2 separate regions of the Homo sapiens genome follow, and region 2 is linked to region 1. The links are chromatin loops, found by intact Hi-C in ENCODE. Cell type or tissue: PC-3. All regions are shown on one strand. Links, peaks and the distances in the headings refer to the core of each region. The heading gives the core; the rest is flanking DNA.

Region 1 (9,822 bases), core at 846-8,845:
GAAGCCATGATATTTAAAAGCACAAAAACAAGTAGTGGTAACTATGTAATGGTATTACCCAATTTTTGTTGAAACCAAATCCGTATGCTTGTGCGAACATAGAGAATGATGTAGACATATACATCCCATGCTGTAAATATTACCTTCGGTAGAGTGGACTGAAGAAAAGTATAGGTGGTGGCTGCTAAGTTTTTTCCTCCCACATTGCTGTATTAACGAATTTGTTAAATCAAGTATGATTAACTTTCTAATTAATTAAAAAACTAACAAAGCTTAACAATTAAAGCCTTCTACATTCACATTTTCCTTTCTTTGGATTTATATTTGTACCTTAGTCTGCTGTGCAGATGCTGTCTAATAACTATGTAAGTCAGCATCCTGGAATAGATTCATCTTTAATTCTTTCAGTAAAAGACTGGCCACTTGGAAGTTCTTTTCTTTTGAAACTTTTGCAGTCTATGTGTTTCTGTAATAAATTCAGTCTGTGAGAGTGATTCTCAATATAGCATGAAAAGAACATATAGGAATTACCTGGGGAATTTCAGCTTACACATACATTTGATACTTAACCAACCTAACCCATATGCATGAATACTATGGTGAGCCACTGCTACTAATGTGAGTGTGTTTCATTTCTTAGTATGCTGATTTGGGAAAAGTTTGGGAGTCAGTGATCCATAAAATGCTTTTGCAGAGCACTCAAAGTCTGAGATGCTGAATTCTCTTCAGCAGAATAGCTTCATTCACTCCAAACATAAAATCATTAATTTGAAAGAAAAGAATAATTTAATTCTTATTGCTATCTTAAGGCTGAATATCATCACAGACGTTTAGATCGAAGAAAACTCTTCATTTTACAAAAGGGCAAACTGAAGTCAAGAGGATGAAGTGACTTGATCAATATCTTACAAGTTAATGGTTAGCTGGGGTCCATGATGTAACTCTAGTGGTTCCCAGGACTTCCTGGAGAGGTGAGAAAGATTGCTTTTACCTGAAGAGGATGCCCAATCCAAGCCTGAAGAAGAGCGCTGGAGGCATGCAGAGTGCTCTTTTGTAGTTGTATCTTTAATGTCCTCTTTTTTAACGGAGACTTTTAACATACTTTTGGAAGGGATATTCTTGCTAAACTGAGCTTTCTTCATTACCTTCCAACCTGATGTTACTGGAATTTATGAGCCACAGGCAGTGTGGCATAGACAGTATCACTGTTATCCAGCCAAGTATTCTGTCCTCAGGATGATCTGTACCATTTCCAGTATGTGAGCTCCTTCTCAAGAATCAGTAATCCACCTGGAAGCTGCTCGCTCCTCCTACCTGTGCCTTTTGAGCACATATCCTTGGGTCAGGACTTAAGTCCCAGGAGAAGTATATTCCAAATGCTATTCCCTGTGCTGTGGAGGGTTCTGTGAACTGGAATGATTTAGACTGCAGCAGGAAAGGGAGATAAAACTCTGAGACAGTCGGTGTTGACTCCAGTCTTGTATTCAGCTAAAGACATTCTTCACTGTGGAGACCAATGCATTTGAACTTGACTTTTGACTATCAGCTTTCCTGTATTAAACCTCATGGACATATAGAGATAGCAATTTTCAGTTTATTTTCGATAGCTTTTACCTGGCCAATGAGGTTGGGTTAGGTTAGTGGTTACTAACAGACAGCCAGAGAAGTGCCCCAGAGCTGTGGATAGCAGAGTGAACTTGCGGCCAAAGTGTTGGCTAGCAGAGTGTTGATGGAGCCAAAGGTCAGCCTCTAAACACAATCTCTTCTGGGATTGTGGGTCTGAGCCTGGTAGTGTGCCATTTGATGTCTGCTGTTGAATGAGATAGGGGCATGGTAAACAACAGGGAATTAGAGGTACAAAGTCAAGCAAGACCATATAGAAGGGCAGATACTAGAAATTTAAAAATAAGAGGATCAGAAGAAATCTTAGAATAGGGCAGAAGCCACTTTATGTATGTCTATGGTAACTGGGTGGAGGTATTTATTGCATACAAGGGAGTAGTGATGTTAGAAACACTAACAGAGTCCTTTCACCCTCATCATCTCATTCTGCTTCTCACAGTAACCTGTTAAGACAGGGAAGGAACTGAAGCTCAGAGAGGTTGGGTGACTTGTCTAAGGTTGCCCAGATAAACAGAAAACACAAAATTGAAAACCCAAGACTTCTGATTTTACACCAACTCCTCAGTCTGGAGTTTTTGTTTTGGTGATAAGCCCCTCTTTTCCACTGAAAGTTATCTTTGTTATTAATAAAAAATGCCTTAACTGTATCAATTTTTAAAATCTTTCTTTGTGAGGGGATTTTAGGAAACATACCTCAGTATGTGTCAGGCCTATCACCTTCCTGAGACTGGCTGGCTCTGCAATAAGTTAGAAAGTATGATTGTAAATATCTGTGAGCATTTTATAGCAGATATCACACTGCTTATATTCTGTACAGAATAACATATTTTAAAGAGTGCATGAAACAAATCAGTTTATTTCCACTAAAGATTATGCCTTCATATCTCTTTTCTTTATACTATCTTGACCAGTATTTTCCCATGTATATATCATAATGTCTCTGGCTTTTCAGTTTTTGTCTAAATATTCATTCAATCGTAGGTAAAATATTCAGTTTTAGGTCCAAATTTCCGGGACTCTGAGTGGACTTGAACCTTTAGATTCTCAGAGTTCTATCAATATAATGCCTTAAAGAACTGCAGGGAGTTCAAACTTTGTGTGAATTTACATAGGTGTTACTACATCCATTCCCTATGTCTGGTAATAATAGTTATGAATCGCTGCTAATATTTATTGAGCATTTTTACCTATATCAGACAACTATGCAAATGTTTTAATATTTTATCTCACTTAATCTTCACAACTATGCCATAGCGTATTTTTGTCCATTTTCATATAAATACACTGAGCCTCAGAGAACTGAGGTAACTCTCTCAGGGGAGACAGCAGTTGGCCAAACAGGATTTGAATCAGGTCTGCTAAACACTGGAACCCATGTGCCAGCATGCATGGTGAAAAGATAAGAAAAAAGGGAGGAAAAACAGAATATTTAATATTATAAAAACCTACATAACAACACAGAAAGGTACTTTAACATGGAGAGAGATTTTTTAAATGCAAGTCTCATTTTATTCCATTTTCAAGAACAGAATAAAGCAAAAGAACATATGCAGTGGTTCCTTACAATGTTATCCTGCAGTAAGCTTTAATGATTCCTCTTTGCATTAATGTGGACAACTAGTCTGGGCTCTCTGGCTCTGGAGATACAGTTTTATATTATTTTTTTTGTTTAAAGTGATTTTTATCCTTTAGGTGGATAAAAGTTTGGCTCTAGGTGAACCGAAGTGATTTGTAAAATAGCAAAGGGCTGTGCAACATGCCAAAACAGTAAGAGAATTGTCTATGCATGTAAGAAGCTGGTGGCTGTGGGTGAAAATAAAATAGTGGCTAGATCAGCTGTTGATGTGTGAACTTGTAAGGAAGACTATTAGGTCTGGGAATTCCAATTTATGCTTCCAGCTTTTCTTTGAATATTGAGGAAGGAAGTAAATGAATACATACTGAGAGTTTTCTGGGCCACATGTTATTCTAGATAATTTTGACAAAAGTTTCTAGTTTGCTGCACCCAGAAAACCTTTTGTGAATCACCTTACTATCCCCATTTTACCAAAGAGAAATGCAAAATTCTGTAGCTAAAATATGACAGAACCAGAAGTTCAATGTATGTCCTTCTGACTTCAAAATTTAAAATTATTAGCCATGTAAATTTCTGTGGATTCATAATCTGACTGTCTCTCAATTTATTTTCTGTTCACCCTTCTAGTTGCCATTCTGAGAATCTGAGCGACTTCAGATGAAAAGAAGTTTTATGAAACATTTCTACAAAATTTCTTGGCTAAGGTGTTATACATAGAAAACTACACATATGTCTATTGATTTTGTTTTTGAATTGATAAAACCCAAAGCAAAGCTCAATAATGGCTGTCTCCATGTTTTAAACTGCTAGCAAGACACTCAGACCCACAGAAAGCACAATATCAGTGTTAGTTAAATTGAACTAAACACAAAATCTCTACCTCATAACAACCAGTAGTCAATCTATTTGATATAAGAAAATATTTAAGAATCCCTATGTGATCTGAATTACAATTTTTACTTCCATTTTGAATTCCAGTTCATCTAACAGATTCCTTCCACTCTGAAGTTCCCTTAGTTCCACATTCCTCATGCTATTCCTTTGTTCAGAAATCTACAAAGGCTGTCTTTTGCCTGTCTCATATATAAACACTTTTTCTTAGCTTTCAAAGTCTTTAATAATCTAACCTACCATAACCAGCCAGCTTAAGAGTAGACACGCAGGGGGGAATATTTGAGTGTGAATAGAAGGAAAGAGAAACAATAGAATACTTTTGTGAAACGCAGGGGGGAATATTTGAGCATGAATAGAAGGAAAGAGAAACAGTAGAATACTTTTGTGAAAATTTTGTGGCTTTAAAATGCTTGGCGTGAGTCATGTGTAATTGTTTCTAACTCCCCGAGTGATACGTCTGTGCCTTGTTAGTCTGTAAGAAAAACATGAATTTTCTGACCAACTCTTACTTACTTTCTCTATCTCCCTTCATGTACTTAGTCACTCTGTGTGGACATCCTGGCTGATCTCCATTAGTGGAAATATTCATGTCTACCTCCAAATTGTTTTGTCCTTAGACATTTTTCTGACTCATGTCTCTGATATTCTTCAGTCAACACATTTGGACTACTTGGGCTATGAACAAGGATATGAAGAATGGAACTGCCATAAACTCAAGTACAATATAATTAACAAAAATGAAATGGAGAGATAACATTACAGTGAGGGTAAGGTGCTGTCTACTCAGGAAACATAAAGCCCAAATTTGATTCAGAATTTATATTAACTCCTAGAGTTTCTTTGAATTAAGAATGTCGGTTCTGAAACAAAATTATTGGGTCCAAGTGAGCATTTCCAAATATAGGTCAGAGAAATGATAGGTGAGACTGGAGACTGATTCTTCTTTCTGATACTTTGTTGTTGTTGTTACCAAATTACTATCGTTTAGTCAACAAGCCTACACTGGAAGTCCAAGGTACTTTCCATACAATTGCAATCTAGTATTCATATAGTAAAATTTTAGATGAAGGCAAATAAAGGAACACTACTGCATGAATCTACAGCTCCGTTGGTTGGCAGCATGAAGTTAAACTAGCAAAACAGCCTTTAATTCACTACCATCCTAACATGATGTTTTTTTCCATCCATTCTGGCTCTTTGTGCTGTGGATTATGGAGAGATATCATAGCCATGGCACGTGGGCTCCTCTCACTTCTTTTCTGATTACCTTTGAAGGTCTTAGTTGTGTGTGGAAGTCATCTATTAAGTCACCCAGGTTTGGTTAGCTTTAGGCTTTAGCATTTTTCCCCTACACCATTTGACCATTACTATGGTATCTCCAAGTCTCCAAGATTCAATAGAGATTTCCTTGTTGAAAATTGGTATTGTTGATCATTTATCTCCCAGAATTTCTGCTTTCACATAATTCTTGACTTTTTGTAAACTCTCCCGTGTCATTAAAAATATGTTTTTTTCTGAGTATTTTAGAATTTTAGTTAGGGGAGTCTTTCATAATTCCTAGACCACCCACCCTGCTGGACACAGAAGCCAGGTTCCCCTTATGCTTCAGTTCGTGAAGAATGATTATTTTGGACCAAAGTCTATCTAAGAACATTTCAAAAAAGTGATTAAGAACTGGCACCCTTAAAATTTAGGTGTTCTTAATGAACATTTAGGTGTTGGCTAGAACACCCAAATTTTAATAATGACTTCATAAAATGGCTCTTTTAACTTGAGAATTGTTCTCTTTAAGCTTTAGTTTCCTCATTTGTAAAATGGGAATAATAGTAACATTACCTGCTTCATATGATTATTGTAAAGACTAGATATGTATAATGAAAAATGTGAGTGGGAAATAAAGCGGGTTTAAAGATGGTGGTTGATATTATATTTTATTTATCTCCAACGGCAGCACCACTACCTTTTGCTCCTAATGCTAGAAACAGGCAGACTTCCTAAAGCAAAGGAGGCTTTGTTTTGCTGCTTCTTTCACCATGTATTGGAAATTACTTAAAAGGAACATTACTTAAAAGGAAACAAAAGTTAAAAAAAAAAAAAAGAAAAACAGCAGCTAACATTTACTGAATATTAGTTGTGCATCAAAATGCTAGTTATTTTACATTAAATATTGTTAAGTCCTCACAACATTTCTCTAAAGCATATTTTATCTTTCCCCATTATAGATAAAGAAACTGAGACTCAGGCAGGTTAAGTAATTTGTTCAGAGTAACACAGTTAGAAGTAAATAGAGACAATTTGACTTTTGAGGTTGTACTCCTAATTAATATGCTAGAACTGCAATGTCAAGGGTCAAAGTCAAGGGTCACATAAAGAATTTGTGTGAATACTCATATTAGAATGTTCTTACTCTTTGATATTCACTCCTCCTTCACCAATATTATGGCTGGCAGAATCCTACTGGTATTTGAAATTGCCTTGCCTCTCTGAAGTTTTTCCAAAGGCGAACAGAATTAAATATCTCCTGTTTGCTCTCATAGCACACTGCAAAAGCTTTATGGAAGCACACATCACTATGTTTACTTATTCCTCCCTTTTTCTCTATCCTATGACCTTCCTGAGTACAGAAAGTACTGTACTGTACTGAGTACAGAAAGTACACACCTACTTGATTATTATTATTGTTATTGCTGTTATTGTTATTATTTTGATCACTGGAGATGCACACAATACTTGCTGTTTCGGACTGGCTCAGTATCTGATTTTGAAATGGATGATCTATTTCAAAGTTATTTTTCACACAATTAAATACTTTACAAAAATCCAAGAACTTCTGACTTCTAATTCTTCACAATTGACTATGGATTTTTGAAATTTGTTTGCTTCTACGTATACCCAATTCTGCTGTATATTGGCAGCCTTTCAAGGTTTGGGAACAAAACCTTGTCTATTTGTGTTACACTGGTCCCCAGATCACCATAGGTTCCCAATAAATCTTCATTCTAATCAGCTTTTGAAAATGGGGCTTCAAGCTTTACTGCAGTCAGTTATGTAGATGGCTGTAACCAGGGCCTTCTCTTTAGGTACAACCACCTTTCCAGAATTGCTTTTCTTTCCTCAGCTCCATTTACAAGGCTGCAGCTTTCCAGAACCATATGTTGCAGCTGAATTGTGCTTTCCCCTAGTAGTAGGATATCAATTTTTTTTAACACCATGTTATTTACTAGTCCCTTGGTTATACAAGAGAACTAGGAATCTCACATGTTAGCAATTGTAGCTCCAGTAGCTAAAGATTTACTACAGGCAAGCACACGTTTACAACATGGTTTACAGATCTCATCTCTTAACTTCCTGCAGAAGTACATCTGGGCCTGAATCTTAAGCATGCTCCGGAGCTGGACAGTCATTACCGTGTGTGTGTTTTGGTCTGGATGAGTAGATAATACAAGAGAATGATACTTTTAAATTTAGCTATGTCTTTAATATTGTTATTGGTGTTACATGTCTGTGATCATTTCCCCACTGGCAAACTAAGCCTTCATTACAAAATCCAGTCATGCAATTTGCATGCTTTAGAGATAAGGTTAAGGCTCTGTCAGAGCACTTAACCACAGGTGTAAAAATGTTGTGATTAAAAAGAGACTGCACATTTAAGTAGGAGTAATTAGAAGTGAATTCTTAATTGCAGAGTTACACAAGCATTTATGCTTTGCTTTGCTATCCTAAGCCTTTGAAAGGTGCTATATAAATGCAAATTGCTTCTCACATCATTCATGCCATGTATTCATGACATTGAAAATGTGCACTTATACTGAACTAAGCTTAATAATAAAATACTAAATATGAAATATCTATTAAATAGAGCTATACTTCCATCATCCAATAAGCATATTTCTGTATTTTCCATTTTAAACATGTACCTATGCTGATGAGATGCAAGTTCTCTCTGATTAAGAGAATAAAGAAACTCTTCAGACTGATTCAACTATAAAACTATAAACAGTTTTTTAAAATATTATTATTGTAGCTTAATAGTGTTTCAATTAGACAGTTTCTGAATGTGAACCACCACTAGTTTTAGTACATTCATTGCCTGTTGGCAATTTAAAGAACACCTTCTTCCAACACTCACAGAGATTCTAACTTATGTATTTTCAGAATGTTCTGTTCCTATAGATATTTCAACCTTCATTTTGACCTCTCAACACAATCTCCACATAAAAAGTTTGGATTGTGAGCTGGGCGCAGTGGCTGACGCTTGTAATCCCAGCACTTTGGAAGGCTGAGGTGGGCAGATCACCTGAAGTCAGGAGTTTGAGACCAGCCTGGCCAACATGGTGAAACCTTGTCTCTGCTAAAAATACAAAAATTAGCTAGACATGGTGGTGCATGCCTGTAATCCCAGCTACTGGGGAAGCTGAGGCAGGAGAATCACTTGAGTCTAGGAGACAGAGGTTGCAGTGAGCCAGGATCGTGCCACTGAACTCCAGCCTAGGTGACAGAGTGAGACTCCAGCTCAAAAAAATAAAAAGAAGTTTGGGTTGTGGACTATGGAAAGTAATTTTTATGAAGACCAAGATTTAAAACTCATAGAAAATATTAGGGTCTAATCTTCATGTATTAGTCCATTTTCATACTGCTATAAAGAACTGCCTAAAATGGGGTAATTTTTAAAGGAAAGAGGTTTAATTGACTCACAGTTCCACATGGCTGGGAAGAACTCAGGAAACTTACAATCATGGCAGAAGGCAAAGGGGAAGCAGGTACTTTCTTCGCAAGGTAGCAGTAGAGAGTGTGTGTGAAGGAGGAATTGTCAAACACATATAAAACCATCAGATCTGGTGAGAACTCACTATCACAAGAACATCATGGGGGAAACCACATCCATGATTCAATCACTGACCACTGGGTCCCTTGCTCAATACGGGGAGATTACGGGAATTATAATTCAAGATAAGATTTGGGTGGGGACACAGCCAAACCATATCACCTCACAAATATATGCCAGAAAATGGCAAACATTATGTCCGCTTATGAACCCATGTTCTATGTATTTGTAAACAAAAAGAAATTATTTTAAGATGGTACTACTCGATCGTGTGTGTGTCATTACGTCATTTGACAAGCTGGTTAAAGTACGGATTCTGATTGAAGAGGCTTGAAGTGGAGCCCAAGATTTTGCATTTCTAATAATCTTTCTTGTGGTGCATAAGCTATTCCCTCCAGACCACACTTACAGTAGTAAGGTTTTAGGGCAGGGGTCTGCAAACGTTTTCTGTAAAGATCCAGATATTCTAAGCTTTGTGGGTCATAGGATTTCTGTCAGATCTAGTCAATTCTGTCATTGTAGCACAAAAACAGTCATAGTTAATACATAAATAAATAAGTATGACTGTATTCTGATCAAACTATGTTTACCAAAACAGGATGAAAGTGAATTTGGCTCCTGAGCTGTAATTTGCTAACACCTGCTTTAGGGAACTATGCATGTTCTTGTAATCAACTAATCTATACTCAAAACTTGTATCTCCTCAAAATTAATATGGCAGAGATTAAATTCTTGAATGATCAATGACTGTCAGCCTCTGGAATCTCTAAATATAAATTTATATAGGCCCAATTTACATTTATCGTACTTCCTTCCTTTTCTCCCTGGTGTCTTCATTTTCTTCCCTCTCCCTTGTTAATTTTTCAACATCAAATATTCCACATCCTCAAATGAAGCCACATAA
Region 2 (9,822 bases), core at 1,104-9,103, 94 kb after region 1:
TAAGAATTATGGCAATATTTATCAAGAAACTTAACCCTGTTGGTATCCATTGTTATAGGATCCTTATATACATAAGGAAACCCGAGACCCATACTTATGTATAATCATAACTCTTTATAATTATACATATGTTTCATTATGAATAGTCATGTTTATCAAATGTTTTTATAGCAAAAAAAGTTAAAAATACTAAATGTTCAAACATAAGAATAGAACAGCACTTTACAAACTGTGAGCCTCAATCCACACTGACTTATGGAAAAAATTTACTGGGTTGCAAAAAACATATTTTTCTAAATAATTTCAATTTATTAATGAGAGAATTGAAGCACAAAAAGACTAAAAAAAGTGACTAAGGTCACATAGCTAGCCAGGGGAAGTTGAATTTCTTGACTCAAAAATCCCATGTTCTTTACTAGAATTGGATGCTACCAGAAGCTGACCTGTTATTGGTTTAGCCATGCAATATGGTTCTCTGTAGGGGAAACTAGAGTGCATGTGTGTAGGAAGATGTGTTTGGAATGGATGAGAGAAGTTGGCTGTCATGTTAAAGAATGGCCAGGGTTGTCATCATTCTTGGTCTTAATATTTTTTAAGAGCTTTCTTTTTTTCTTTGGGATATCACAACTATAGTTAAATGAAGCAAATGTGGGCTGGATATTTTGAATTTTTCAGGTATTGGTCTTGAGAAATTGACATATCTCTAACATATAATCCAATTCGTTCATCCCATGAAGCTAGAACTTAAAAGTATCATATACTTAATTGTTTGTCCTAAAAAGATATTTTGGGCTGGGCACGGTGGCACATGCCTGTAATCCCAGCACTTTGGGAGGCTGAAGCAGGCAGATCACCTGAGGTCAGGAGTTCAAGACCAGCCTGGCCAACATGGTGAAACCTTGTCTCTATTAAAAACACAAAAATTATCTGGGTGTGGTGGCGGGTGCCTGTAATCCCAGCTACTCAGGAGGCTGAGGCAGGAGAATTGCTTGAACCCGGGAGGCAGAGGCTGTAGTGAGCCGAGATCATGCCGTTGCACTTCAGCCTGGGAAACAGAGCAAAACTCTATCTCAAAAAAAAAAAAAAATCTTAAACATATAGGAAAGTGTACAGGTAATATTACATTTTCATGAAACCACCACCAAGCTCTGATATTTATTACAATGTTAAAAACATTTACTTTAAACTTTTATCTCAGAAAAGTTATAATTCATGCAAAGGTCTGTATTAAGAGTTAATTTTGATTTCAATACAAAGAAAGCTTGTCTTCTGTGTTCTTTATAATCTTTCATTATGTGTATGTGTGTGAATGTGTGTGGGTGTTTATATAGGAAGAATGGTTTGCTTTGCAGATATACTCCTTTAGAGCTAAATCCCACCCTTTAAAGTTTCTTTTATATACATATAAATGTCTATTTTTGCTAATAAATGGTATGAAAAATACCAAAATTATCTAATCTCCCACATGTAGTCAGAATCTTAATAGAACAATAAAATTGTTGTAGCTGTTTCTAAGTGTTGAAAGAAAAACAGGAAGAACATACTTCATTAGGATGAAATTACAGATTTTTTCTAATTAAACTTAGGTAGGTAAAAGATGTTGATCAACCATACAATTTGATAACATTAAGAGCTTCAGTATCTTTTAGCTCAATGGATTTGTTGATTATCTTATAATAATAATTATTGCATTCCTAAAATAGCCTAGGCACCATTTGATACAGAAATAAATAAGACATAGATCTCCCATCATGAAACTTGCATTAAGAGAAACATTAAGGCGAAATAGAATATATCCCAGTATGTTGTATTTTTTAACCAAGTAAACAGATTGTATCATTTTGGGAATTCATTGCTATGCCAAATTAAAACTGCTTCAGGTTAAAGGTTTGGAGGATTGAGGGGATCATTTTAGATAAAATAGTCAGGAAGGCCTCCTTGAAGAGGTAATATTTAAGTAAAAACTTAAATTATTTGGTGTAACAAGCCATTGTACATCTGGGAATGAACATTCTGGAAAGAAGGGATTGCAGGTATAAAGGCCTGGGCAATTCAAAATCTCCTATACTTTCCTCGGTCTGCAAATTCACCTCATCTTCCGCAGACAACAGCTGCTCTTAATACAAAGAAGATGGAGATTAGTAAGCAGAAACTTCTCACCTTTCTACTTCTCCTCTATAAACTTTTCTGCATCCCCACCATCCTTTCAGCCTATACAGTTTTTCACGGACTGAATTGTGTCCCTACAAAATTCATATGTTGAAGTCACAACCCAGAGTACCTCAGAATAGGACCTCATTTGGAGATAAGGTCTTTCAAAAGATAAAGTAATATGAAGTCATATGGGTGGGCCCCCATTCAATATGACTAGTGTCTTCATAAGTGAGGAGATTAGGACACAGACATGCACAGAGGGAAGACCACATGAAGACAGAAGGAGAAGATAGCCACCAACAAGCCAATGATAGAGACCTCATAAGAAACCAACACTTCCAACACCTTGATATCAAACTCAGCCTCCAGAATTGAGAGAAGATAAATTTCTGTTGTTTAAACCACCCAGTCTGTGGTATTTGTTACAGTAGTCCCCGCAAACTAATACAGATGTTTCTCAACTGATGATAAGGTTATGTTCCAATGAACCTGTTTTAAATTGAAAATATTGTAAGTCAAAAATGCATTTAATACACCTAATCTACTGAACATCATAGCTTTGCCTAGCTTACCTTAAACATGCTCAGAACACTTATATTAGCCTACAATTTGGCAAAATCATAAAACACAAAGCTTATTTTATAATAAAGTGTTGAATACCTCGTGTAACTTACTAAATACTGTACTGGAAGTGAAAAACAGAATGGTTGTATGGATACTTGAAGTATGGCTTTTACTGAATGCATACAGTTTTTGCAGCACTGTAAAATTGAAAAATTATGAATTGAACCATTCAAAGTTCAGGACTGTCTATCTATACTTACACTAGAGGAATTTCTTCTCCCTGAACTAATTCCTATACTATTGCTCTTGATTCCATTTGTTCTTCCCTCTAGGTATAATCTTTCTCTTTTGTATTTTCTACTTTCTGTTTTCTATTTATTTTCTCTCTTCTAACTATACGTACATTCATGCATGCAGTATTCTCTCCTTATCCACGGGATATATTCTGCAAGGCCCCCAGTGGTTGCCTGAAATATCAGATAGTACTGAGCCAGATTGTATCAATTACAACACGTTTCTGTTCATGCCTTCTATCCCAAAATTTAAGGCCTTTTCCATCTTAACTAAGCACTTATCACTCACTGTGCCTGTAACTTTTACAGTTCAAATGAATTTCTTTTTCATTCTTGACAATTTCAAGAATATGAGATTTGTTTTTAACCATAGATCTTAGCAACTTCAGCAAACATTTTTTCCTTTCCTTATTTAGTCAAGAATTTTTACCTTTTCACTTAAAGGAATCACTTTTTGGCTACATTTGAGCATATCCAAATACTCAGCATGAATACTATTGTACTTTGTGCCATTATTAAATAAAATAAGGGTTTCTGGAACACAAGCACTGCAATAGTGTGACAGTTGATCTGATTCCCTAGACAACTCTTAAGTGACAAATGGACAGGAGTGTGTACAGCGTGAGTATACTGGCAAAGGGAGGATTCATGCCCCAAGGGAGCAGAATGGGATGGCAAGAGATTTCATCATGCTACTCAAAAACCACACACTTTAAAACTTACGAATCTTTACTCTGGAATTTTGCATTTAATATTTTCAGACTGAGGTTGACTGTGAGGTAACTGAAACCACAGAAAGCAAAACTGCCAACAAGGGGGGACAATGCTACGTGTGTGCAGATTATACATATACTCATAGTCTTGGCCATGTGAGAGAAAGAAACCACTATTACACATGCAAAAAACTCCCAACATATTCAGCTTCATACTTTCTTCTATTTTGTCCATTTTGATACTTTTGTTCAATTAATTGATTAAAATAGTGGTCTGTACTTCCTCATCTACTTCCTAATATTTCATTTGCATTTCAATCTAACTCAGTCTGGATTATGTCTTCCTCACTACAACATTGTCTTTGCCCTCTCCATTTTACCAATGAAGAAAGGAACTCTGAGAGGTTGTGTAACTTGCCCAGAGTCACATAGCTGCAAATAACCATGTCAAGTTTTAAACACATAAAAGTTTGTAGTTTTAAACCTAATAAAATTCCAAAGACTTTCCTCTTAAAACATAGTTTTAAAGCATGATAACGCTTATGCGTCAAGAAACCTTCAGCTCAAAGCCATCTGCAGGAAGCAATAGCAGTCATCATGGTACAAGGTGGGTCTAATTCAGGACTGAGAAACAGGAGCCAGCTTAAACTCTGGCCTGTAGTCCTCGTGAATATGGGAAAGTCCAATTCTGTGAATATGGAGAGTATTTGATGCCATCTTTATAATGTACCACTTGGCTAACTTGCCACTCACATTAGCTTTGAGATTAAAAAATGCTAGGGCATTAGAATATAAAGCTGGAAAGATTTAAGAATAAGAAATATTTTATCCAAAGGAAAAAAAAATGTCTGGATTGAAGGTCATGAAGAATTGTAAAATAAGTAGTGTTTTACAAGGCTTCCATGAAGGTAATCCTGTCATTTCAAATTAAATGAGAGGGAAAATGCTGTAAAGTTATTGTGAGAAATTATTGTATAAAGTTGGAACTAATTTTAAAAACAATAGATAACATTCATTGAATGCTCATGATGTACCAGGTTATGTGCTTGTGCATTACCTATGTTGTGTTTAGCCCTTATGACGAACCTATGAAGTAGATAACATGCCTAGGTGATTTTTATCTGTAAGTTCTATTTTAACAATAAATAAATCAAGGAACAGTACTTAAAAAGTCATTAGTACAAAGTACATTTAAAGTCAAAGTACATTTAAAAAGTCATTAGTAAATACTAAAATTAGTCAAGCATAACTATTCACAATAGCAAAAATAGAGTATCAAACTAGTGTTCATCAACAGGATCAGATAAAGAAAATGTGATATATATATAGGAAGTATCTCAAGAGATATATATATAGGAAAAATATATATCTTAAGATATATATATAGGAAGATATATATATATCTTAAGATATATATAGGAAGATATATATATATATCTTAAGATATATATATAGGAAGATATATATATATCTTAAGATATATATAGGAAGATATATATATATCTTAAGATATATATATAGGAAGATATATATATATCTTAAGATACATATATAGGAAGATATATATATATCTTAAGATATATATATAGGAAGATATATATATATCTTAAGATATATATATAGGAAGATATATATATATATCTTAAGATATATATATAGGAAGATATATATATATCTTAAGATATATATATAGGAAGATATATATATATCTATAGATAACATAGATAGATAGGTATAGGAATTCTATTCAGTCATGAAAAAGATGAAATTATATATTTTGCCACAACATGGATGGAACTGGAGACTGTTATCCTAAGTAAAATAACTCAAAACCAGAAGGTGAAATACCACATTCTCAAGTATAAGTTGGTGCTAAACAACAGGTACATGGGATCATACAGAGTGGAATAATAGACATTGGAGACTCCAAAAGGTGGGATGGTGAGAGGAAAATGAGGCTTGAGGAATTACCTACTGGGTACAATGTTCACTGTTCGAGTAATAGGTTCAAGTAACACTAAAGCCCAGACTTCATGACTATGTAATATAGGCATGTAAGAAATCTGTACTTTTAACTTCTACATGTATAAGAATTAAAACATTTTTAAAAATACAAAAATTGGCTAAAAATAAAAAGAGAAGTTATAAAAATATTTTTGTGGGATGTCAAATCTTCCATTGCTCATTGAAATTGTACTTTTCAGAAAAATTTACAGTGAGAGTTTATCAAATCAGAGTGAAAACTGATTTTTTATCTCATACATCAGATGTAATGATGTAATGTATTTTCCTTGTTTTGAGACTTAGAGGAAGTATGATTTTATTAAACTTTTTTGTTTCTAATTGAAGCTATTGAACCACTAATAAATGAGTGTCAGGCTATTTGGGGAGAGAGATAGTGTAATCATGTATACTATGCATCTGTATTATATATAAAAGTTAAGAGGGTAAGTACCTGAATTAAAACAACCAAAATTTTGAAATCCTTTATGAGAAACAAGCAATTTGACCCATTTAAGTAAAAAATAGAAACTTGTATTTTAGGTCACTGAAAGGAAAAATAGGTTTTATCAGACAATTTATAGTTTGCCATGGCAGTGACCAAGTAATTATATTAGGGTACAGAAGTAGACGTAATTTAACAGGAGTTCAGATGGGACTTTTGACAGTCTATCATAGAAAAAGTTAATGAACAAAATGCTAGACTTCAGTCTAAGTGCCAACTTAGCTACAAAACTGATTGTAGCCTAAAATATGTAGGATAGCAGTAAATTGTAGGAAATCCTCATGGAGAGGTGACAAATGGAGTCCTTCAGGACTGATTGCCAGGTGCATTACTTTTTTAACACACTGTATAACTTACGGTGTCTGAATTAGTTGATAACATTAAGGATCCAATTTTATCTTTTGGAGAAGAAATTGTTGGATAGAACAGTTCAGTTGCTCTGATTTTTTTTTAAATAGTGACTATTTAGATTAATTTTATGAAATTTCACATCTTTTAGGCTGGGCTGAGAGAGAGAGAAACTTTAAAGTTCATACCTATAAAACATATACTGATTCACTACTGCTGGCAATTGTGTATGAATATCTAATACATTCTTATTGGTTAATAAACATGTATTGAATACTATCTATGAGACCTTGTGTTATGAAAATAAATTTTAAAAATCTCTTAATTCTTCTCTCAACTATGGGAGGCATTTTAATGATAGAAAAATTTTAATACCTTTTTGTAAGGATGCACAAACTAAGGATTACAAGAGCTCAGAGGAGGGGAACCTATCTAGTCCAGAGTTCAGAGGAGTCTTCCTAATAGAAGTAATATTGGCCTAATCTTGATGTATACGTGAAAGGCATTAGAGAATAGAAGCAGTGAAACATGCGGAAGAGGTCACCGTATATGTAAAGGCATAGAGGTAAGGGAGAATATCACCCACTCAGAGTATTAAAAGTATATAATCGAGAATCTAGGGTGTGTAGTAAATTATTTGCAAAAATGCCCCAAGGGAGCAGAATGGGATGGCAAGAGATTTCATCATGCTACTCAAAAAGCACACACACTTTAAAACTGACGAATCTTTACTTCTGGAATTTTGCATTTACTATTTTCAGACTGAGGTTGACTGTGAGGTAACTGAAACCACGGAAAGCAAAACTGCCAACAAGAATGTAAGTATTCCCCACCCTAGATCCATGAAATTAATAATATGACTTTTTAGATGTTCCCATCAAGAGGTTGAGTCTATTTACCCCTTGAATCAAAAGTAATTTTTTAACTTACTCGGCCAACAGAATGTGGCAGAAGAAAGGTGCCGGTTCTGAACATAGACATAAAAGATCTTGATACTTCTCTTCACTCACCTGGAAACCTGCCCAGCCACTATGTGAACAAGCACGAGTTGAGCTACCCGACAATGAAAAACCATGTGGCGCAAAGGCCATTCCGGCTGAGGCCATCCCCAAACAACCTGCTACAAGCCAATCTGGCACCTGGTCATAGATGTATAAGTGAACCCAGTTGAGACCAGAAAAATTACCCATCTGAACCCATCCAAATCACCAAACTGAGCAATATAAATGATTGTTACATAAGTCACAAAGTTTGGGTTTATGTGTTATGCAGCAAAACAAACTGATACGGTAAAATATAGTGTTGAATGGAAGAGCAGGAAAAAGATTATGCTATGTCTTTTAGGCTTTATATTGAAGGCAATAAGGACTAATACTCCAAAATTTCAAGCTTTGGTTCTTTCTTTCAATATTGATAGTTTCAGAAAACTCTAAATGTATCCTGGAAGTATATTAAAATGCTACCATCTATAATAATATATTTACAGGTATCTGAAAGAAAAAACATTTAACTTATGTTTAATGGTCAAAATAGTTTTATATGTCTAATCTCCAGGATGGGTTCAGCTGTGTAGGAAAAATGTAATCCTAACTCATGTAAATACACCCAGGAAAGTGTATTCTGGGGAAGGAAGAATACTCCCCTTGAAATGGCATTCTGTAGTCATTCTTATAATTTATGAATGATATTGCAGCCAAGAATTCCTTCATCTGCCTTAGTTTTGTCAACCTATCTTTTTTTCTGCTTCTTTATTTTTATCTGCATGTTCCTAGTAATCTTATATTTAGTCAGAAAATTATAAGCTGTCATATAGAAGCTGTTTGGCTGAAGTATGATGATGTATGTCCTTTAAAGTGTATGCTGCAACTACTTTTGACTGAAGCATGTGACATAGTCACCAAGAATCTATGGGTATATAAGGTTGAACAGGTAACCCCCAATTTACAAAGCAAATATTCTGCCAGTCTTGCATTCTCACTCTTGGGGAAATGCTCTTCTTCTAATAGCATAATTGAATGTCGCATTGTTTGAAGGTAGAATCAAGGTGAGACTTGAGGAGAAGAAATGCTACTTTTTGTCTTTTGGGTTTTTTTTTCCCTCCAGGAATAGGGAGGACCACAAGACATTTGTCACATTCCACCATAGCCTACTTCCATATTTGAGAGGTATGTGGATGTCATGGTGGGTATGTAAGTATAAAGATGACATTGTGTCATATGCACATAAATAGTTATTGGTCTTGACCTTTGACATCAGTGTTTATGGTTAAATAATCAGCCTCTTTCCACTGGCCCTCTATCTCCTGCCCAGCGTGATAGATTTAAGATGGATCCAAGAGAAAATAAACCCCTGACTTCAAGGTACACATGGACAGGCAAGGCTAACTCACCTGAGGAAAAATTAGAGAACAGCACATTTCGAATGTTCTATTTTATTAAAAGTATAGTAAACTAAATTTAAACACAATGCTATCCAGTGTACCTGTTTTCGAATTTCAGCTTATTTCAGTTGACTGGTCAGTTATATTTCATACTTGTCCTCTTCTGTCTGCTGTAATTCCTTAGATGGCAATAATACTATTGTTGAGAAATTATTCCCCTTCAAAGATATTTTTCTTTACAAAAGGGGTGGCAGAAAACCATTAGAAGTCTGTTTTCCCCAGCAACCTTGTTTCATGTATAGATTCTGAATCTGTCTTCCATCTCCCCTCTGACAAAGAGCTGTACAAAGTTCATCAATGGCAAAGTCAATTGGGTTCTCGTTCTTTCTTAAAAATATCTCCTCTCCTCAGGGATTCCTCAAGTTCCTGTCAAGAGCCACCTAGGGCAGCAAGACATCTTTAGATGTTTTCTTTCTAAGGGCAGATAATGTGTATGTGACCAAAAGCTGGTGTTTACACAACAGGGGGCAGTGAGCAAAATTATCAAGTGGGTAAAATTAGTCTCAGTCTTCTTCACTTCCCCTTTCTGAAGCTTCATCCTTGCCCTCTGGGTGCCTGGCATGTGTTCCAGCTGTTCTGTCTCAGGGAAGGGTGCTCACCGAGGGGCCCATCCTGATCTGCCTGCTGTGCAAACACTTCCTGATCTTTCCCATTTCCTCTCCTCCCTTTCCAAGCTTGTCTCATAGTAAGCCCATTCTCTTTAGGTCTGTTTTCTATTAGAAAGTGAGAGATCAGCTTGTGTTAAGCTAGCAGCAAGTTTTCATGAGACCCGTTCCCTCTTTACCCACATATGACATAATACAA

The links. Peaks named below come from ENCODE experiments on the same cell type or tissue, not always from the same donor. Only the 100,000 strongest peaks of a DNase experiment are listed, where the experiment ranks them.
Region 2: a loop joins it to region 1, with 2.0 times the contacts of the local background. A loop is called at or near these places in 5 of 110 quality-filtered maps.

What each region holds. Positions count from the first base shown.
Region 1 is chr3:106,723,324-106,733,145 of GRCh38, reverse strand. The region is part of intron 1 of LOC105374029 (a long non-coding RNA gene); the gene reads left to right. Among named protein-coding and RNA genes, the nearest start is that of LINC00882, 510 kb to the left of the region's middle. In PC-3, for the core only: no CTCF peak of the experiment used is centred there; a DNase peak (open chromatin) is centred at 4,645; H3K4me3 peaks cover 809 bases; H3K27ac peaks cover 2,200 bases.
Region 2 is chr3:106,629,391-106,639,212 of GRCh38, reverse strand. LOC101929485 (a long non-coding RNA gene) reads left to right here and starts at 6,702. Exons shown (of 16, transcript XR_007095992.1): 1 at 6,702-7,396; 2 at 8,682-8,743. In PC-3, for the core only: no CTCF peak of the experiment used is centred there; no DNase peak of the experiment used is centred there.